Regions from separate parts of the Homo sapiens genome. Here regions 1, 2 and 4 are each linked to region 3. Evidence: chromatin contacts called from ENCODE Hi-C or POLR2A ChIA-PET data. All regions are on one chromosome and are shown on one strand. Each heading gives the region's core, a stretch centred on a gene start or an enhancer-like site at or near the end of the contact. The rest is flanking DNA. Distances are from core to core; before and after follow the strand shown.

The links. Hi-C counts contacts between places; a loop is a spot of excess contacts on that map. ChIA-PET counts read pairs that join two places held with the same protein, here RNA polymerase II (POLR2A). Pooled maps may share reads with other maps.
Region 1: a loop to region 3 is called in a pooled map, with 5 times the contacts of the local background. The contact joins the enhancer-like site here to the promoter of MCCC2 in region 3. A Hi-C loop is called at or near these places in 5 of 50 pooled maps.
Region 2: a map of CD4-positive, alpha-beta T cell shows a loop between it and region 3 (6-fold over the local background). The contact joins the enhancer-like site here to the promoter of MCCC2 in region 3. A Hi-C loop is called at or near these places in 1 of 168 maps with a recorded cell type or tissue (CD4-positive, alpha-beta T cell). POLR2A ChIA-PET finds 5 or more read pairs at or near these places in 1 of 52 experiments (CD8-positive, alpha-beta memory T cell).
Region 4: a map of CD8-positive, alpha-beta T cell shows a loop between it and region 3 (14-fold over the local background). The contact joins the promoter of PIK3R1 here to the promoter of MCCC2 in region 3. A Hi-C loop is called at or near these places in 2 of 168 maps with a recorded cell type or tissue (CD8-positive, alpha-beta T cell and naive thymus-derived CD4-positive, alpha-beta T cell) and 9 of 50 pooled maps.

What each region holds. Positions count from the first base shown.
Region 1 is chr5:67,203,585-67,208,712 of GRCh38, forward strand. No RefSeq gene overlaps it. Among named protein-coding and RNA genes, the nearest start is that of CD180, 9.4 kb to the left of the region's middle. RefSeq lists an enhancer at 2,566-3,765. Within about 2 kb of position 3,512, at least 13 of the 41 ENCODE cell types and tissues checked have a DNase peak (open chromatin) inside an H3K27ac peak, as active enhancers do.
Region 2 is chr5:66,979,204-66,984,659 of GRCh38, forward strand. The region is part of intron 4 of MAST4 (microtubule associated serine/threonine kinase family member 4); the gene reads left to right. Among named protein-coding and RNA genes, the nearest start is that of MAST4-AS1, 22 kb to the right of the region's middle. Within about 2 kb of position 2,939, at least 3 of the 41 ENCODE cell types and tissues checked have a DNase peak (open chromatin) inside an H3K27ac peak, as active enhancers do.
Region 3 is chr5:71,584,175-71,589,701 of GRCh38, forward strand. MCCC2 (methylcrotonyl-CoA carboxylase subunit 2) reads left to right here and starts at 3,166. Exons shown (of 17, transcript NM_022132.5): 1 at 3,166-3,380. The coding sequence starts at 3,252. LOC124900999 (a long non-coding RNA gene) reads left to right here. Exons shown (of 4, transcript XR_007058810.1): 4 at 1-80. RefSeq lists an enhancer at 2,825-3,611.
Region 4 is chr5:68,212,890-68,218,688 of GRCh38, forward strand. PIK3R1 (phosphoinositide-3-kinase regulatory subunit 1) reads left to right here and starts at 2,867. Exons shown (of 16, transcript NM_181523.3): 1 at 2,867-3,060. RefSeq lists silencers at 2,044-2,263, 2,484-3,583.

The DNA.
Region 1 (5,128 bases), core at 2,262-4,761, 4.4 Mb before region 3:
AGGGGCTGAAGCAAGAGGATTGCCTGAGCCCAGGAGGTCGAGGCTGCAGTGAGCTGAGATCGCACCATGGTACTACAGCCTGAGTGACAGAGTGAGCCCGTGTCTCTAAAAAAAAATAAATTACAAAAATAGTAATTAAAAAAATATTTTTATAGGCAGAGTTCTCACTGTGTTCCAGACTGGTCTTGAACTCCTGGCCTCAAGTGATCCTCCTGCCTCAGCCTCTTGAGTAGCTGGCATTACAGGCATAAGCCACCATGCTTGGCAAGAATTACGTGTTATTTCTAGCATAAAGCATGCGTGAATGACCAGGCTGATTTATTGTCCATATTCAGTTTGTGGTTTTAAGGAGCAGCTCCTCAGGAGGCAAAGTAAAAGGAAGAGCAAAAATAAAATATATGTAGGTAATACAGACTATATGCCAGGTACTCTTGTAAACACTTGATGTGCATTATTTATCACATATAATTTCAGAACTACTTGTTGATGTAGGTCCTTTTTTTTTTTTTTTTTTTTTTTTTTTTTGAGACGGAGTCTTGCTCTGTCGCCCAGGCTGGAGTGCAGTGACACGATCTTGGCTCACTGCTAGCTCCACCTCCCGGGTTCACATGAGGTAGGTGCTATTTTTATCCCAAATCTATAGATGAGTGCACAAAGGTTAGAGTGGTTCAGAAATACATGCAAGTTCACAGGTCAGAAAGTGGAAGTTCCAGGGCTCCTAACTCTCTCTGTCTGATCCCAGACTCACTCTTGCTTCTCAAGAAATCCCCTGGCTTGTAGTGGAAAGAATCCCAGAACCCCAGCCATATGGCAGGAAATGTGTTCAGCGCGGACTTCTCAGGCGCTCAGGTTTGCCTTCAGGCCCTCCCAGTTTGCAGTCCTCTCTGGGGATTCTTTCTGGCACTTATCTGACAACCACATTTCATAGGATGGAGAGGGTATTTGGAAGAGATGTCAGCCTTAGAAATTTAATCAGCTGGGCCAAAAGCAATCAAGATGCCATCTGGACAGGCTCTGACTTCCTGCCCAGAAGATAAAGACATCTGGACTTAGTAAATGCCAAGGACATGCTGACTTGGTCCCCAGGCCCATGGGCCACTCCTCACTTCATGCAGCTGTATTTTCTTAATTGCACAGAATCTATGGGCTCTGAGCTACTGCCGGGACCACTGAGTGCCTATTGCTGTTGACCACCAAAGTAAACACTGCAAGCTGTAGTGACTTTCCAGTGCTAAGGAGATGGAGTGACTGCAAAGGCCACAGTAAATAGGACTCTTTAATGACAGGGCAGGAGGAGGCTGCCCCAGGCCCAATTTATTGCTGATACAGAGTCTCTGAATTAGGGCACATGATGACCGCTGATCGTTAAGTAGGGCTGTGAGGAAATGTTTGTACATATGAAGAAGCTAATTAAGGTGGCTTGCCAGATATGCATACTCAATCTCTGCTTATTGAGGCTTCTTCCTCCTGTGAGGGAGGCTCTCCCCAATCACATAAGATCTCCAGCAGTCATCCTGCATGTGAGTGCCCTGGGTAGAATATGAAGGGGCTCGGGGACGAGCTTGGGAACTAGAAGTAAATGGTTAAGATTCGGCAGAGGGTTTTTATTGTGGCAATATCTGAACATTTGCACATATTTTCTAAACATCTTTCTAGAGATGACTTGAGTCTCACATACGTGTTTCTATTTTAAAGCAGAGTTTGGATCCTTCCAATAAGTGCCCAAAGCCACCAAATTTGGTATAGCTGGGACTAAAATGCTTTGCTTTTCCCCAATAACTTCCCCAGAGAAAAGTGCTACTTGCTCTAAGTAGACTCGTGAGATTTCCATTTTATAAATAACACTGATCAAAACTATTGTAAATAGTTCTCTTTCAGCTCCTGCATGGCTGGAACATATGTAAGATTTTTAGGTTTTTGAGATTTGCTAGTTTGGGGCAATTTACATTTGGGAGTTTTAATTTCAAAATAATAAAAAATACCGAGTGTTTCCCAAGTTTTCGATTCTAGCCTAAGATCTGGAAACAACTATAATTTCTGACTTAAGAACAAAACCAAACCAGCCCCAGTCGCAGAAATCTATCACTTTATTATGTGGAGATTGATGGGGAGTTGGTCAAAACCTTGCTCAATCCCTGTGACCTCCGTGCTCAGGAAAACACATCTTCATTATTTTTCTTTGATTTTTATAGGTTGCATTTGTTTCTTTGCCTGTCGTTCATTTCACTTCGATTGCATTTTCTTTCTGAAAGTCTTTTTCCTGTAAGGCCAGTTTGGTCAGCATTCAGTTCTTGCTTTAATTGGGCCTCTTTAAGCTTTCATCCCCTCAGATTTTTATATTCGTTTTTATTGTTGAACCTCACTTTAAGCTGTGGCTTTTCATTGTCATACCTTCCCATTTGTTCCTCATTCACCAGAACTTTGTTTCTGTGGGATCATCATCTTTCTTGGTCTGTGGAAGGCCCAGGTAGCACCCATTTGTTTTCTTCCCTCAGTGTCTCGTTGGGGCCCACTCATCTGAGTCCTTGGGGTTGCTCAGATGCCTGATCATCTCAGCAGCCAGCACCATCAAAGAGGAAACCTGCCTGAGATCCCGGCTCTGAGCTTCTTCCAGTTCAGGGTCTGGGACCTAGTGTCCAGCTGAGGCACCGTGGGATGTGTTTGTAGGAGGTAAGTCAGGGAGTGGTGGGCTCCAGCCCCCTGAGATGTGACATGCCCCACAGCCCTGACATTGGCCAATGTGGTAGGCAGTTCACCTCTGAGGTAGGGCAAATCTAGCTTTTTGACTTTTTCCCCAAATGAGATGCAAGATATGGAGCCTATGGAGAAGAAAATAAGAAGCTAAGAACTGGTGTGTCTTGGGTTTTCAACCAGAGAAAAAATCCAGTTTATATGGCAGAATAAGCATATACCATGATCAGACCAGCCATAAACAGACATCAAGGTAGCGAAAAAGTCCTTACAGAGAGATGCCATCAGCAATGGCCAAGTATGGTGATATTCTAACATTCTAGTTTCAAATTCTAGCATAGTTTTTCTCGTTGGAACATAACTACTGTAGTTCCTGTTGCAGTCTATAATTAATGAACAAACAAACAAAAAAAGAAGTAAAAAGAGGAAATTGTAAAATTTCTGTTCCCACCTTCTAAATATAGTTTAATTTGCTTTAAACAAATCTACCATAACACTTTTAATTTGTAGAACTGATAAACATTAATTTATCAAAGGACTCATATTATTTGTGACTGTGCTCACAGACTAGAGTTCCTTGTAGAATTTCTTTCAACTGTAACAAACGTGGTGCAAGTTTTTTGATGACTTGATTTTTAAAAATTTAACTACACATATCTTGGCTGTATAAAGCGAGGCTGACTTGTAACTTTGAAACATGCACATTAAATAGTCAAGAGTCAATAAAGAAACTGAACAAATGACAAAAAATGTTTGCTTCAAGTGAGTCAGTCATGACAAAACTACTCTCAGAATTGATTTGGAGATAGCCTAGGCTGTGGTTTTTCAGAGAAACCTGTACAGCTGGGTGGGGCACTGCGGTTTGCTAGTTTCTGGAGAGGTCAAAATGTGAAGTCAAAATGGTGTGCTGATACGGGAAATGACTGAGCTCCATTGCAATTCAGACCTATGACAAGCGGTTAAGGCACCTGCTATCCCCAGGCCTCAAGCTCTGTGTGGGTGCAGTGGAGCTGGATTCTTGAAGAGCTGGTTGTTTTCCAGGGCAGGAGATGGCCTGCTCCCAATCCAGAATTCTAACAAGAAAATAGCCTGGCCATGGCCCACACTTCCCAAATAGATGCACCTTTTTTTTTTTTGGATTGTCATCTTTTAAAAAAAAATACATATACTTTCATCAGCAGAATTGAATTTGGAAGGTTGCTGATGTTTTTTAAATTAATAGAATATGAAGCATTTACCATTTTCATAAGAAAGCTCATTAAAATTTACCTTTTATCCCCCTCTTGTCTGAGAAATGAGTATCTAGCACATAGTGCTTACTATTGCCAGGTACTGTTCTAAGTATTTTAGAGATGCAAACTAATGTAATCCTATGCCTAGACTCTGAGTAGTCTTTTCTAGGCAAAGAAACACAAGGAAGCTAAGTAAATTGCCCAAGGTCATTCACTGTATGGATGGGTTGGGGCTTGAACCTAGGGAGTCTGGCCCCAGAGATCAAACAAGAGAAAGAAGGCATCAGGGAAGCCCGAAGAAGGGAAAAAAAACCCACCAAAACAACCAGTTTTGCCCAATGCTTTGAAGAAAACTTTTAATCCTGTCTCCTTCCTTGCCCATGAAAAATGTCCATTTAGTCATAGTCGGAGTCAAGGGCAGAGCGAGGTGGGAGAGTGCCAGCCCGATGCTCTGTGACCCCATCCCAGCCTCGTCCCCTAGGCTTTCTCTTAGGCAGTGCTCTCCCAGCCTCTGTCATCTCCTTAAACATGGGTCTCCTTGCCTGGGCGAACCCTGCACATCCTTCTGAGCAGCACTGCCCAGTAGAAATGGGAGCCACATATGCAACTGTAAGTTTTCTAGTAGCCCACCTTAGAAAGAAAAAAAAAACCACGAAACAAATCTGTCATTGCTTTCTTCTTCCACATTTTGCTTTTTAAACTTCTGTTTTAAGTTTTTTACTTTAAAAAAATTCCCAAAAAGGAGACAGAAAACAGCTCCTGGAAGAATTTACAACCAACTGCATCGGGGTCTGGGAAACTGGACCAGGGTGGGGATGAGTGGATGGGAAGGGGTCCCCTTTAGTCACTGCGGCCTCACTGGAAGACCAAGGGAGCAGGGATTCTTCAGTCAAAAGGGAGGCAGGGAAGAGAAGTGGGAGGAGGTGGGAGTTGGGTGGTTGGAGGAGATGAACAGAAAATAAAATGTCGTTGTCTGGTTAAATCCAGAGAAAAATACCTGGCCCTGTAAGGAGGGAGGATGCCCTTCCAAGGGGATGGAAGGGGTCTGGAGGGAAGCAGGGTAGGGAGGCCACCCTGAGACCCTGGGCAGGCCCTGGTGGAGGAAGCGGGCAGGGGCCTCCGGGACTGTGGGACACACTAGCTATTGTGTTCTTGTGCCATCACCCTGTGTGTTCCCAGAGCAGCTCCTTGCTTCATTTTGCTTT
Region 2 (5,456 bases), core at 1,689-4,188, 4.6 Mb before region 3:
CTGCTGTTGGAGATGCACCCTAGGGAGAATGTTCGGAACTTCATATATAATGTAGATGAAGGTGTAGGAGGTGTCAACAGAGACACTGAGTCCTCTTTAAAATTGTGAGTAGCGGGGGCAGATGCTCGGCAAAATCCACCTTGCTCCTTGTTCCTGTGGTTTAGGTCTGGACTAAGAAAAAAAAATAGTCATTAGTTTGGGGAAGCATGTTCAGCTGCAACCTGCAACTGAGATTTCTTGAGTTCAGTTAACTAGGGAGTAAGCCTGGTGTTCTGCTTTGGAGAAACACCTGAATGGCCTTAAGGTCCAATTTGGGTTCACCCTCTAGATCCGCTAGAGATGCCCCAGAAGCTAGAGAATGATCCTTGGTTGTGGGGCAGGGACACATTTGTTTTTTCTTTCTACTACTAGGATTGGGCTACTGGAATTGAATGTCGTTAATACATCAAACTGGCTGTCAAGAGACCAAATGAGCTTGCTTTTGAGGTCCTTTTCACACTCCAGACACACTCCAGAAATTTCAGGCAATAATTTGTCCACCTTGCAGGTGCTCTACATATATTTTTAGAAAATGTCATTGAACTTTGTGAGAAACAATGGTTATTGGAGCTCTTCTAGCCCCGTGGCTCACAGTCATTAAGTGTGTAATTCACATGTGTATAGAATACATTTAACTCAGAACTGTCTGCCTAATACGAGTACAGACAGTTGTTATGGATCTGACCAAATTTTGCAGAACAATTCTGAATGATGTCATCTTTAATTTGTCGAGGGAAAATCCTCAGGCACCACTATTATTGCAAGATTTTTGTGTGTAGAAGTTATCTGAGGAAGAATATATGCCTTCCTAACTTCAAGCTACTTGCTGGATGCAAAATTCTTTTTGGATATAAAGAAATGTTTTATCAGTTCTGAATAGCTGGGCTGGGGGAGTAGATGAAATTTACTGTCTCTTGCGGTGGCTGAGATGTACATATCTGGCCAGAGATAAGTCCCCCAGGGGTCAAGGATGGCCTGGTGAGTAGAGCCAGCTGCAGCCACAATGCTAGATGCATGACAACGCCTCACACTTGGCTGTGTGTTCATCACTTATACCCACCTCCTTTGAAAAGGATTTAAGGTAGTTTACAATAGAAACATATATGAAATTAGTTAAAAAGGATAAGCAAGACCTCAAACTCTAAGATACTTTTATGTGGCACTTGAGTAAGATAACTAATCTAATTGAGGTCTGAATTTAGCTAAGTTTCTGCTAGTCAAAGCTAAAAGGGAAACAGGATTGATCCCACTGACTAAAGAAACCATGTGTGGTTTTGGAGCTCTATGCCTTGTCCTCACGTGGAATTTTACAAGAAATCTTTCGTGAAATGGCTGATGACCTCAATTCATCAGAAAGGGTGAAAATATATTTTAAACGAGTCCTTTTTAGTATGGTTCAACAAAGAAGGTTGTAAGTTCTGTGTTTGTTGCAAGAATATTGCTTTCCAGCAATGATCTAATTCATCTAGGGCCAGAACTCAGAGATAATGTTTACGTAGCGTGTCTCTCTTTGCCTTTCAGTTATCACTCTTCTCCACCTAATTTCGATCATTTCCAAGGAATCTTCAGTTTTAGAATAAATGCTCTGGCTGGGCCTAGAAAGTGTAGGTATTCTGGGGCAGTCAAGAAGAGAGCCTTCTGCTTCTGACGTTGGCAAAGAGCCTGAGGACTGGCAGTAACAAGTCACCCCCTCTTACCCGAGGAAGTGAACTGCAGGGATGTTAGCTGATCAGGACATTTTTTTTTCTCATGAAAGAATAAAGACTATGCTAAAGAAAAAATAGTGCTGGACTGAGACTCCAAAGCTCTGCACAGTGGAGTATGGGAGAGATCGTTTGGGCATAGAAATTTTAAAGTCATAAGTTTGTAACCCTGTGCCTTTTCCATTTACCTCATAATATGGTAAAACATGTGACTTTGAGTGGCACCACTTATTTTTAAGCCTCCAAGTGGGATTTTTTTTGCAAAATGTTATCTGAAATAGCTGAATATATTGATTTGATGAATACAGCTATTTAATAATGTTCTTATTTATTGGAAATTATCCGCTCAAAATAGAAATTTGTTTTGGAAAGACATTGGACTATGCAGTCAATTGTTCGTTTCTCTACTTTAGGAATGGCTAATAATAGATACTTTCTGACCACATCCACTCAGAACTTTGTGTTGAGAAAGATTCTGAGGCTCCGTCTGGGACTTAGTGGCTGAAAACTGTATAATCAATCAGCAGTATTTACTGCGGTGATGGAAGGATGGGGGTGGGGATGGCAGCACCTGCGCCAGGGATTTGCCAATGGAAATTGAGTTCAGAAACTGGCAGAGTTGCATTGAATTTATTTTGTCAGAAATTGGCCAGAAGCTTCAGATGCTTCTAAAAACATCCTTAGTTTGTTGTTCTTGGAGAACATGAATTTCATAGCCCTATAAACAGATTTGGGTTTTTGACAGAGAATGCAGACTAGGGCCAAGCTTATTTTTGCCCCATTTAAATTTGAGATTTCATTTTTCAAGAGAGGCTCTGACCCACTTTGATTCTGAGGGCTGTAAAGTAGTATTGCTTCTGGAGGAGCATTAAAAACTCAGTGTCTCTGCCAAGATCAGTTGGCTCAGTAATTGTTAAGTGCTCTCTAATTTGAGGACACTTCTCACACACAAACTCTTGATTCTCATAAAAACCCAATGAGATCATTCTTACTCTTTGTTTATTTGAACTTTATCCCATGATTTTTTATTGTGTTTGAGGCAGCCATAAAGTGATTTGAGGCCTCAATTTTGTGGGAATAGGTAGAATAGGTAGAGTTGTTTGATGATGTTATTCTTATTTTAAAGATGAGGAAATCAGGATTTACAGAGAGAGATTAACTTGTCCGGAGTCTTACAAACTAGGAAGTGGCAAGGCCAGGATCCAGTCTGCTCCTGTATAATGGCCTTGCACATCTCAGCTTTCTGTAGGTGACATGTTCTTTTTTCCTTTTACATCATCGGCCTTATCCCATTCTGAAACATGAGCATCCTGTGTTTGAGAGTGTGTGCTTTCTTTTAACTTCTCCATTTTTCCTTACTTAGGGAGACTAAAGTCGATTCTAATAACAATTTGGTAAAGTGTCTCACTTGGCATGGAGGGTCACTTAGAGATGTAATATCGAGTGATCTGAATGTGTCTGGACACCATGACCTGCCTAACTAGGAAAATTATGTCATAAAAGAATATTTATTTATTAAAGTGTGTATTTCTGAAGCCACCGTGACAATCTATTAGAATCTCCTGTTGGTAGTCAGGGATAACTAGCACATCCTAAAACAATGACATCAATAAAAAGCACTTAAAGAGCTGACATTAGAAACAAAACTCATGTTCCCCTTGAGAATGTCATATTGCAGCTTAAGCCCATACCCTGGGCTGCCTTGGCTTAGTAACAGCATCTTGCTTTGACAGCCTTTTGTTCTCCCTAGCTGATATTCTGGCGGCGGATATCAGCACATCAGTTAATGTGCTTTCCCTCCTGTAGGAACTGATTTGACTACAGTTATGTTACCTCATATTTTCTCCCTCATTAAAGTGCCTATTTGCAATTTGTTCGAAGGAGGTTGCCAGCCTGCAACCACTGTTGGAGCGTGGTGCCCTTTTACTGGTGATTAATTTACACAACTATACAGGGTTCATTGTCTAGCTGGATTTAGTTTTCATATCAATCTGAATTACACTAAAATAGATATCAAGGAATGCTGCCCCATTCATCAGGAGAGTTATAGCTTTTATTGAGCACATAGCATTTATATAGGATTTTTATTTAGGAAGCTAAGTGGTGAATATTGCCTTGACTATGTAGCTGACTTCATTTCGTGGAGGTAGATACATGGTTTCAAGTTCCAACCCTTTGCTGCCACTGAGCTTTTCTTGTGCTCATCATACCTATATGTACCTTCTTCATTAGGAGGATATGAAATGTCAGAAGTAGTCAGTTTCTGCTCTAGGCAGCATTTGTGGGTGAGATCCCTGGTCAAACCAATGCATAGATTTAGTTTTGGAGACAATAGTTAATGTCACTTATTTCTGAGGAGCTGCTTTTCCATGATGACAGACGGCCATCCCTTAGCTTTGTTCCAGAATCTGTATGTGTGACTTTGGAGCTGATCATTTTCATGATTTTGATAGAAGCTAGAATTTGGGATTCTGCTTTAATGGTGAAGAGAAGGTTATTTTAGTATGCCTGGATCTCCCTCTGAGATATTTTAACCTACCATTTGCATGACACTTGCTTTAAGGGACTTGGGGCTATTTGTGTAGTATCTCTAAGTGCCAGTTTCCTCATCTGTATATTGGGGAAGTTCACATTAATCTTTCCATGTTTGAGGATCATTAAGTACCAGGCACAGGGGAAATGATTAGTAAATAGTTTCTACAAAACTGAGGGGGAGGGGAATGGGGAGGGATTAGAGGTATTTGCTTTTGTCATGTTGTGATTTGGTTATTTCATTGTGTAATGTTGTGATTTGTCAACAGAGGTTTTATGCCAGTGTTATGACTTTACACAAAGCCTTAGTAGAGGTGGAGCTCCTGAAGGAATACAAAGATGTAACCTATGACTTCAGATAGTGGGGTTTACAGAGTGAAATATTGTTCAATTCAAACAGAGGAGGACAGAGAAAGAAGTCCTGGACCATGCCTCTCAAAATCTTTTGGCTGACAGTGCTTAGTGGTAACACAGAGGAGGCACTGTATTCATTCACACAATCTTCATTTCAGCAAGTGTTTTTGAGAAGCTACCACCAGCCAGGCTGTGTTCTAGGCTTTAGGGATACGGTGACAGACAGGATAGAGAAAGTCTCTGCTCTCATGGAGCTTATATCCCAGTGGGGTGCAGGGATTTGGAGAAGAGGATGTAACATAAACCAGAAAAACACTGGAGGAGTGACAAGTGAGCTGCAGAGAAGTAAAACAGGGGAGTCCATGGCTTCTTTCTTCCTGAAGGAGTGGCATGCGAGCTGGAACTAAATGACCAGAAGGCAACAGCCATGAGAAAACCAAAGCAAAAGCCTCCCAAGTAAAGAGGCCACCCAGGGCAGAAGCAAGCTAAAGAAGAGTGGTGTGGGCACAGGGCACACATGTGGATGAGTGGGCAGAGAGGCAGGGCCAGGTCCACAAGACTTCATAAGTTGGAGTAAGGAGATTGGGCTTTCCTTTAAGCAGGATGGAAAGAAAGCACTTGATATTTTTATTTTTTTGTTTTAAGTTCCGGGATATAAGTGCAGAATGTGCAGGTTTGTTACATAGGTATACGTGGAAAACACTTGATATTGTAAAGTAGGGTAATAACATAATCTGATTTGCCTCTTTAAAGTTTCCCTGGTTTCTGTGTAGAGGGTGGATAGAGCTCAAAAAGTAACTTAGAATGAGAGAGAATGTTGCCTTGGAC
Region 3 (5,527 bases), core at 1,916-4,415:
AAAGGCAGCGCACCAGGCTGCAGAGATCAGCCCTGGCGGTTACATTTTTCAATTAATTCTCTTATTTTTATTATATAAAACATTATTTTGGCCAGGCGCGGTGGCTCACGCCTGTAATCCCAGCACTTTGGGAGGCCGAGGTGGGTGGATCACGAGGTCAGGAGATCGAGACCATCCTGGCTAACACGGTGAAACCCGGTTTCTACTAAAAATATGAAAAATTAGCCAGGTGTGGTGGCGGGCACCTGTAGTCCCAGCTACTCGGGAGGCTGAGGCAGGAGAATGGCATGAACCCGGGAGGCGGAGCTTGCAGTGAGCCGAGATCGTGCCACTGCACTCCAGCCTGGGCGACAGAGCGAGACTCCCTCTCAGAAAAATAAATAAATAAATAAATAAAATAAAAACATTATTTTACTTTATTTTTATTTTATTTTTATTGTTTTTTTTAGAGACAGGGTCTAGCTCTTGTCACTCAGGCTGAAGTGCTTGGCAAGATCATGGCCCACTGCAGCCTCAAACTCCTGGACTCAAGTGATTCTCTCACCTCACCCTCCAAGTAGCTAGGACTACAAGCACATGCCACTGTGCATGGCTATTTTTATTTTTCAGAGACATGGGCTCACTATGTTGCCTAGGCTAGTTTCAAGTTCCTGGCCTCAATAAAACATTATTTTAAAAAATCAGAGATGGCAAAGATTATGTTCCTTGTAATCTCAATAGTGGGGTAGAGAGACACTGGACACTAACAGATGCTAGGTGACTGCTTTTGGCCTTCTGTGCATTTGCACTTCACCTTTTGCATTTTTCTACTTAGCTGTTCTGGGAACATTATACATTTCCAAAGAGCTTCTTGTAACAAAAGTTACAAGAAATAAGAAACATGTATGACTTTTTTTTTTTTTTTTTTTGAGACAGAGTCTTGCTCTGTCACCCAGGCTGGAGTGCAGTGGTGCCATGTCGGCTCACTGCAGACTCTGCCTCTCGGGTTCCAGCGATTCTCCTGCCTCAGCCTCCCAGGTAGCTGGGATTACAGGCACGTGATACTATGCCTGGCTAATTTTTGTATTCTTAGTAGAGATGAGGTTCCACCATGTTGGCCAGGCTGCTCTCAAACTTCTGACCTCAGATAATCCACCTGCCTTGGCCTTCCAAAGTGCTAGGATGATAGGCATGAGCCACTGCACCCGGCCAAAACAGGTATGACTTTTAAAGAAAGCAAGGAATCATATCCTATTGTGTCTTTTCTGTCTTCGGGTGGTGATTTTAAGTACTTTGCATCATTGAAGAACTATTTAGAGAAAAATAAAGTGTGGCAATTAAAATATCAAACCCTCTCTTCTGATACCCTGATACATATGAAAAGTCAGTTTTTACTGGCCTTTTTTTCTGTTGACCATGGGAGGCAAGCACAGTGTAAATCATACCTTTGCAGTTTAGCTCATGCTCTCCTCCATTTGCACAAAGCCTGGCCATGTTCATTGCTCAGTCCACTCTCAACGCTTCTGCAAGGCTCAGCTGCAACCCTTTCCCAATTGCATTCTGTTCCTTTAATGTCTGTCCTACACAGTTCAGTAAGAAATCATGTGGCCATTTGTATTATTTTCTTATAAGTACCTTGAAGTCTGAACCTAAGTTTACCTCCAGGTGTAGACGCACCCTTTCTCTACCCCATCCTCCCCCTTTACTCTGCCCCACTAAGCAACCAATGGAGTAGAAGTAGTAAGTGCTCAATAAATATGTGAATGAAAAACCTTAAGTTCAAGGCATTTTGTATAGAATGTTTTAATTTTTATGGGTATATTTGGAGTCCTTTATTTAAGACCACAGTGCTGATGTCCACAATCTGTCACTACATAGTGCCTGGTGTGGTGGCTCATGTCTGTAATCCCAGCACTTTGGGAGGCTGTGGCGGGCAGATCGCTTGAGTCCAGGAGTTCAAGACCAGCATAGCCAACATGGTGAAACCCCTACAAAAATAAAAAATTAGCCGGGCTTGGTGGCACAAACCTGTAGTCTCAGCTACTGGAAAGGCTGAGGTGGGAGGTCAAGGATTCAGCGAGCTGTGATCGTGCCACTGCATTGCAGCCTGGGCGACAGAGTGAGGCCCTGTCTCAAAAAATGAAATAAAGTAAAAAATAAAAATAACTACATAGCGAAAATAATCAGAAGAATGTTTAAGGTCTCCAGTGAAAGGACAACAGGCTTGTTGTGCTGTTCGCAAGCACGTGTTAGATGCGATTCACTCATGTTGTTGGTGTGTCACTGGGGGTTGTGACTGCAAGTTGTCCAGGTTCTTGGCATTGTGAACAAAGAATTGGACAAAACGCCCAGCAAAGCAAAGAAAGAACAAGGCAACGAAAGAACGAAAGCAGGGATTTACCGAAAACGAAAGTGCACTCCACAATGTGGGAGCGGACCGAGCAGAGCTCAAGGGCCCGGATATAGAATCTTCTTGGGTCCAAATACCCACTAGAAGTTTCCTATTGGCCATTTTATGCTCACCTCAAACCCGATTGGTTGCAAGAAGCAAGCAGTCAGAGGCTAGGGTGAAATTACAAAGTTATACTTCTATGCAAACGAAGACTGGACCCCCAATCAGTCTGATTGGTTGTGGACAGCAACCATTCAGAGGCTGGAGTTAAGGTTCAAACTTGGCAAAGCAAGCCTCCACCAGCAGTAAGTCTGATTTGTCGGGGACAGCCAATTTCCTATCTGCCCTGCGGAAAAGGTGGGGGGGTTTGCAAAGGGAGTAGCCTTTGGTCCTTTTGTTACTTAGGCATGGAAAGTTAGGGTTTTCCTTTCAGTTTAGCTCTAGGAAGTCAGCGTGAGACAGCCTTAGGTTCCCTGCTTCCAGACTTATTCTCCTGCCTTAGGTACAGTCACTATCGTGATATTATCTATCGCTGTGTCAACACAACACCAATCCAAGCCCAACCGCAGCTCTCTCACTGCCGCACCGCTTCGTGAGGGTCGATCCGCCGGGGAGACCTGCTCTCCTGCGCTCGGGACTAGACGCGACCTCGCGGGGCTGAGGCTCTGTCCCTTATTGGCTGGGTCAGGGGGCGTGGCGCGGCTTGACCAATCGCGGGCGGCGCGCTTAGGCACGTGTGTGGACAGGCCTGAGAATCAGAGAAACCTTCTCTGGGGCTGCAAGGACCTGAGCTCAGCTTCCGCCCCAGCCAGGGAAGCGGCAGGGGAAAGCACCGGCTCCAGGCCAGCGTGGGCCGCTCTCTCGCTCGGTGCCCGCCGCCATGTGGGCCGTCCTGAGGTTAGCCCTGCGGCCGTGTGCCCGCGCCTCTCCCGCCGGGCCGCGCGCCTATCACGGGGACTCGGTGGCCTCGCTGGGCACCCAGCCGGACTTGGGCTCTGCCCTCTACCAGGTAGGCTGAGCGCCCCGGTGGCCTGGCCGCCGGTGCCAGGCTAGGAAGCAAGTGGAGGAGGGGCACGCTTCAACAACTGCTGCTCTCTTGTCCGGAGCCCCAGTTGATTCTGTGACGCACGTGAAGTTTGAAGAAGAAAAGCCTAACAGATACAAGAAAGTTTAGTTCACTTTTAGAGCTGGCACTGTACTTTGTGTCTTTGAAATCAGTGGTTCTTAAAGCCTGGTTTAGAATTGCCACCTGGGGAGCTAGCTGAATAGCTGCCTGAGCCCTACTCTGGACCTTGTGGGTCTCAGGTGGAGTCGCTGTGTTTATATTGTTAGTGAACTCATTAGGGGACTTTTGGCAGCCAGCTTTGGGAACCACTGGCCTAGAGCAGCCCAACGAGGGGCGCTGTGCTTAGGAAATTTGAGTTTAAAAGTTGATTATGATGGCCGAGCCCAGTGGCTCACGCCTGTAATCCCAGCGCTTTGGGAGGCCCTGGCGGGTGGATTACCTGAGATCAGGAGTTCGAGAACAGCCTGGCCAACGTGGTGAAACCCCATCTCTACTAAGAATACAAAAATTAGCCGGGCATGGTGGCGCGCGCCTGTAATCCCAGCTACCTGGGAGGCTGAGGCAGGGGAATCGCTTGAACTTGGGAGGCGGAGGTTGCAGTGAGCTGAGATCGTGCCATTGCACTCCAGCCTTGGCAACAAGAGCGAACTCTGTCTCAAAAAAAAAAAAAAAAAAAAGTTGGTTATGTTAATAGAAAATATCCCACAGTATCTTTGAGTGGCTTTTCTTGGAATTAGGAGGCATCATAAGGCCAAAAAACTCAAAACTTGCGAAATATCAGAGCTGGAAAATTTCACTGTGTTCCCACGATTTCTAAGCCTATACAGATAACATCTAAATAGTGCAAACAACACACAATTGTTTGTCAGTCCAGAATGTTTAATTCAGAATTATTAAGTGGTTATTGTGGTCTAGGCACTATTTTAGATATTTGGCATGGATGCGTAGGAATGGAACTAATAATTTTGTAGGGAAGATGGACAAGAAAGCAGGTAACTGTGGTACAGTGTAAGAAGGGTTGTCTAAAGCTTGAGAAGGTGGTTACAGAAAGCTACCGATAGGAAGTAATGGGTGAGATGAATCTTGGGTAAGAGCTGGCCAAGTTCAGGGTGCAGGATGGAAGGTAAGACTGTATAAACCAAGAGAGTTACAAGAACATAGGTACTGAGTTATGAAAGTGTATATCTGGTGTGAGGACTTGAATTCCATGTCTAGGACATGGAATTCATTGAATAGTGTCTGGTGATGGGATTGATTGATTATGGGGCCAGATAGAGGAGGATCTTCCATGCAAAAGCCACATTTAGATTCCATTTGGCAGGTTGTCCATTAAAATATTTAAGTAGATAAGTGGCATGATCCTATGGATATGGTAGAATCATCAGTGTGGTGGCAATGTGGAGGATGGATTGATATAGGGAAAAGACTAGACCTAGGTGACAGTGGAGAGTTGAGTCTTGAGATGAAGGAGTCAAAGTTAGAGTTGTATGTAGGAGGGGGGCATAAATACCTGAGGAGCAAAGATTATAGAGTTAATAACTGAGTGGAAGGGGAAAATGGATGACTTTGGAGTTTCCAACTGGGCAGAATATTTAGTTAGGTGGAACTGCCATTAATACAAAGAAGGCTTTGGTGATGGGTTTTGTATGAATCACCTTTTGCTAGGTTGCGCTTTGTGTAACAAATAATCAAAAAATCTCAGTAACTCACAACAGTAAATATTAGTCTCTCACTTGATTTTGTTTTGTTTCTTAATCTCTCACTCGTGTTGGTGGCCTTTGGTTAGCTGCTGCTGTGACTGTTCCACTGCAGGGTAGGTTCAGGTCTGCTCCATGTGTCTTCCCATTCCTGGACTGAGGCTGAAGAGCAGCCCTGAATTAAACATGCCCTTCTCATGGCCGAAGGCACAGGAGCAAGAGGCTGAACACAAATTGGATTTAAAATCCTTGCTGGCATGTGATGAAATTAATGTGTGCTCACATTAGACAAAGCAAGTCCATGAGGGTGGGGGAGAATGGGATGAATGATCCAGTTTAGCTGTGTTTCCTGATTACAAATAAAAGCAACTATAATAAGTAATAATAATGGCA
Region 4 (5,799 bases), core at 1,617-4,116, 3.4 Mb before region 3:
TCTAAGATAGGGCTTCTCAAAGTTTAACTTGCATAGGAATCACCTGATAATCTTGTTAAAATGCAGATTTTGATTAAGTATGCCTGGGATAGGGCCTGGGATTCTGCCTTTCTAACAAGCTCTTACATAGTGCCAAAGCTGCTGGTCTATGGGCCTCACTTGAGAAGTAAAGGTCTAAGCCATTTGTATTTCACATTGGCTTTGAACCCTAAGATACATTCTTAGGTTTCAAGTCTAATGAAAGCTAATTCTAGCACTCACAATATTGATGTAGCTGGAATGATGATGCCAAATGAGAGTATCCTACCATACTTTGGGGAGAATTCTTTCTCAGCCTATAGCTACTCAGCCTTTCTTGACATTGGGGGGTCCTTGACTTCTTATGCCTTGTATGTGACACCCCTGTATCACCCCTTTCGTTGCAAATTGTACATCTTCTGCTATTTCGAGCTCCTTGCTGGTGTCACTACCTGCTGGCCAACAGTTTGGCCATTACTGATTGAACCATGGTGTTTGGGTACTTAATGTGAGTATTTTATTGCAGAGGTTTTCAATCAGTGTTTCCAGAAGCCTTAGAGTAATAGTTCTGAAACCATAGGGCATGCATCAGATCACTTGGAGAGCTTATTAAAATACAGATTGCTAGGCTCCACCCTCAGCATTCCTGATTCAGTGAGGACAATTTGAATTTCCAACAAATTCTCAGGAGATCCAGATGTTTCTAGTCCAAGGATCCAGAGGTTCTAGACAGAAGGAAGGGAGGTGGTGCAATGGGCCTCTTGGTCTTGTTACATGACTTCTTATCTTATAGTTGTATTTGGGGATTCTAGACTAGATTTTATTAAATAAAAAGATTATTTTTAAAAAAGCTTGAATACTGCTGTTTTGTTGCCTTTGCTTTTGTTTCATAGAAATCAATTGAAGGTGAAAATAAATAAAAATGCTAATACTAGTGATATGGGGAGATATCATCAGTTTAAAACAAATGAAATACTGAATTTATTTAGTATATGAAAAGAGAGCCTTATTTTCTTCCCTTGGGACACTCTTTATGATGAAAAAACGTAAAGGAAATACAATGTATGCTGGAAATAAATTACTAAAGACTGTGTCTAAATGAGGAGGTGCATTTGGGAATTTTATTGTTTTTAGGTTTGCGGGTGAACAGAATCCCACTGCAATAGTGCATAAGACTCTTTCCAGCTATCTCCAGAAGAAGGAGATAACTAGCAAGGTTTTCACTGTTAGAGTTTGTTCAGAGCGGAACCTAAAGGAAATACTGGGAAGGTCACAGCAGTTTCATCTCAGCTTATTGGATTGGATCAAAGTAATTCTACTGCAAGGCAAGGTATATCATTCCATTTACAGACAGAGAATGCATGAAGTCCTTCATTTCACACAGTAGGTGTGAAGAAGGTACCTTGGTAAATTTCCTATTTGCTTTCAGATAAAGTGTATTCTTAAACATGATGTGGGTAGCTGCCTGTTTTTGTGTCGCCTCTGCAAGAGACATCTTGGAATAATAGAAACACCAGTGTCTGAATAGCCTAAAGTGGAGCTTACTTTTCTGTTAGGTGAGTCACCTTTAAAAATGATATTTTTTAAGGATAAGCGATGAATTTTAGGACGTTCTTCCCTCTACTTCCAACGTCCACAAGAATAAACCACCAAATTCAACGTTTTACAGAGGCCAAGTGCTTAGGTTTTGTGTGTTTGTTTTTAAGAGTTTTCTTGCAAGGAAACTGGGAGGGAACTATAAAAGGGCTTTAGGCAAACAGGGTGGGCGGGTGCAGGGCTTTAAGCTGCAGAAAGGAGAATCTGGAAAGAGCTTTTAGGAAGCAGATTCTCACATGTTTTAATATGAAAGAGTGGCACACGTGGTGCTGGCATTCCATCTTACCATCAGTGGAAGGTTTGAACCAACATCAAATTTTTCTGGAGCAACTTAGGTAATTATTACTTGAAGAATATGCATTTCAAAACTAACACCTTTAAGAGACAATGTAATTCACCTGCGCTTCCCCGCCCCCCCCGCCCGCGCCAACCCCACCCCCCGCCAACCCCGCCCCCGACTCCGCGAACGCCGAGGGGCCCGTGGTCTGCCTGAGTGACCTCCATTTGCTCTGTCATCTCAGGACTAGAAGCCATCAGCCAGCGTACGCCCTCAGAAAACTCTCTTCCCTTCTCGCGGGTCCGCCTGGCTCCCGGAGGCGGCGGTGCCAGGCTGCCGGAGTTAGCCAGCGGCAGGCTGCGGGCGCCCGTCCCTCCGGTTCACCCTTTCACCCCTCCTTCACCCCCGGAGCGCCAGGCGGGTGCCGCGGGTTTTCCGCCCACTCGGAAGGCAGTGCTGGCGAGACCAGGAATTGCAGGGCCTCTCCGCTTTGGCGAGCTCTGGAATCCGAGTCCTCCCCACCCCAGCCACTCTGCTGGGGCGCTAGGGGCTCGAAAAAGCCTGGGGTTGGCTGAAAGACACTCGGATTAGAGACGCAGCCAGCCTCCAGGGAGGTCTGAACTTGTCTTCGACCTCCCCGAACCCCTCCGCCTCTGCGCTGGGAGACGCCCAGCAGCCGGGCGGGCCCGGGACGTGTAGAGCCAGAGCACTCCGCAGCGGAGGCAGCGCGCGGCACGGCCGCCCGGGGCATCCCCGCGGCTGGGGGGCGGAAGGCGAGGGCGGTGGCAGGAAGGGTCCGCCAGGCCTGAGCTCGCTCCCCCACTGCCAGCCGCCGGCTCGGAGGCCCGAGCCGTGCGGACGGAAAGGGGCGGAGCCGCGGGCTCTGGTTGGTGTGGGCTCGGGGGCGGGGCGCGCGGGGCCGGGCCGGAGGCGGGGCTAGCGCCGGGCGCTGGAGCTGCGGGCGCACGGAGAGGAGTCGCCAGCAGCTGGAGCGGAGTTGGAGGAAGCAGCGGCAGCGGCGAGGGCGGCAGGCTAGCTGTCGGAGACGGCAAGCACGGATCGGGCACGGCCGGCGGGTCGCAGCCGGGCTGGAGGCCGGTCGGAACCGAGCGGGCAGGAGGCCACCGCTGCAGCGCGGGCCCCGCAGAGGAAGGAAGCCGGCGGGCGGGGTAGGTAGGCAGCAGCAGCCCCGGGTGTGTGTGCTCGGGCGGGGGAGGCGGTGCATGTGTGCACGGCTGCCGCGACTCTCTTCCTGTCACTGGCAGCGGCTTCTCCTTCTGCAGAGCCCCGCCGGGGGGAAGCGGGCTGGCCACCGGCCCTCCCCGCCTCCGGCATCTCCTGGCCGCCGGGCAGCACTACCCCCGCGCGCGGCCGGCGTCCTGTGAGATCCCCGCCATCCTGACTCCCGTTTCCCCCGTCCTCCTGCGAGCTGGTCCTGCACGCCGCCGGTCGCATTTGCCCCCGGAGTTGCCGACGAGCTCGGGCTTCCTCCCACCCTCCGTCACCGCACACTTCGGAGGGTCCCCGCTGTCGCCTTGCTGCAGTTTTCCGGGGCCCCTCACCGGAGGAGAGCGCCCTGGCCGCTGCCTTCGTGTTGCGGGAAGGAGCGCTCCCTTCCCCCGTGGCCCTCCAGCTGCAGCCAGGGTCGCTGCCCGGGCCCTTCCCGGGGCGGGCGAGGCGGCGGTGGTCCCCGGAGCTCGTCCCCTAACCCCCGCCTTCCGAAGTTTGCCGCCCTCCTCTTCCGGGGTGGGGGAAGTGCGCCTCGGGGCGGTTGGTCGCTGGGGCCCTAACTCAGCGTTTATTGCCAGCCAAGCTTGGGCAGGTTGTTGGAGGCATATTTAGTGGGGTCTTGGAACCGCCCGGAAATCCAGCTTTTGGAACGTGGGGCGAGGCGGGAGGGACCTGCCCAGCAATATGGAGCCGGCTGGGGAGAGCCAGGGAGCCTGCAACCCGGAGCTAAAATATCGTGGGCAATTCTCTGGAAACCACAGCTCTAACCTAAGCTCAGAAACTGCCCCTCAGATCACAAGACAAAGAGAACAGAAAACCTCTGGCCAGGCACTCCTGTACAGAAATACACTTTGATAACCAGAATTGGAGCCTGAAATGCAAGGATATATGCAGAATGGCTGTTACGTGTTGAATGCAGAATGTGTGTCAACTGGGTTTGGGGGAATTCTTCTGTTTCCCGGGGCGCTATTAATATCGGAAAGGTCTCACTTCCACCGTTAATCCCTTGAGCTGCAGCGCTGTTGGTGTCCGAGTGTGAGTCTGCTCTTTATTTGGGGGCTTCATGATTTTAGGTTTTTTTTCTTTTTTCTCTTCTTTTCCTCTTTGTCAGCCAGTGCGAAGTACCAATGGATAAAGCAGTTCCGGGTTTTGAATGCAACATAAGATTGTCATTTTGGTGTGATGAGGCTCAAGTTTTAGTAATCAGGAGGGATATTCACAGAGCTTATTGGTCAAGGCTTGATGTGGAGTTATATTTTAATGCTTCATTAGTTCTGTTACGTTTTGGCAACCTTAAAGATGGTTAGATATTAGCTAGGAAGGGTTGGAGTGGGCAGACAGGTTCATTTCTTAAGCAGGTTATTAGAATATTAGATTGTCACAGTTTGAATTACTAGGAATTTGGTGACTTCTGCACAGAAGGCCACAAGTATCTTTTAACATTGAAAAAGGAAGAAAAAGCAACTCACTAGCTATACAACTTTTTGACAGATTACACTGTTCTTGAAAAACCGTTTAGAAGAAAGCAGATAAGAGTTTTCTTAGGTGCAAAAGTTGATTAAACTTTAGGAAGCAAGTGTTTTTGACCAGTATAAAGAAAATAAGAGTAATGTGTGGGGGTGTGTGTGTGTGTGTGTGTGTGTGCGCGCGCGTGCCTGCGGCTAAAGTTTGGGAAGAAATGTTGGTTCAGAGTTAAGGTTTAAGTTGGAAAGGCCAGTGGAGGAGGCTCCCTGCCTTGCAGAACTGCTGGGTATTGTCACTGCTTGCCTCTTCAGCTTTTATATGCAGGTAGGTACTAGATAATCATATTACTTTTTCCAGAGAAGTGGATAGATTTTTATGATTGGGAGAAAGTTTAATGTATCTGATACTGGCTTGCAAAGTGTAATGTGCATTTACTTTTAACTTTCATCTTGACTTGGGACCTGTTCTTAGTTGCATAACAGAACTCTGCAGTGTACACACTGCTATTTGATGTTTTATCTGCTTTTTAAAAATAATGATATCAGTGAGTCTCTTCCTATCCATGATGCTGTATAGTCAGTGTAAAAAGCATTTTGTTTCCCATTTATTGAATGTTTTTTCTTTAGCGATTTCTTGAGTTTAAATATACTAAGCGCAGGAAATCCTCACAGAATAAAGTTGGTTCTGGGAAACAGAAGTGGAACAATAAGTTATAGGAATACATATTTTGATTATAGACAGTGATGATGGTGGTATGCGTTTATCTTTTGGTAATGTCAGTTTCACCTAACGTGATTTTTGAAGGACTTTGAATTGTAAATGCAAACCTACTCAAACTAACCCAAATTTTGTACTGTTAAAAGTTTTGGCCATTTCTTTACATTTTTCCATGACTGTCATATAATTTTTAGGTTGATATGTTGATTGAACATATCAACCTAAATTGATATGTTCAATCAACATATTGGTCGTTCAGGGGAGTATTGTAAAAAGGCATCTACTCTGAAAGATTGTTCACATGATCATTAAAATAGGAACAATTCTAGTTCAGCTTTTATTGTGTTTGCATTTTGTGATTTGCAAAATACATGTTTTATTGAATAAAGAGATGGTGAATGAGCAGGCTGAAAAAAAATTGATTTTTATGCTCAAGTAGAATATAGCCAGTTGAGATAATGTTTGTGTTGGGTTTTGGAATTCTCTCACGTCAAGGC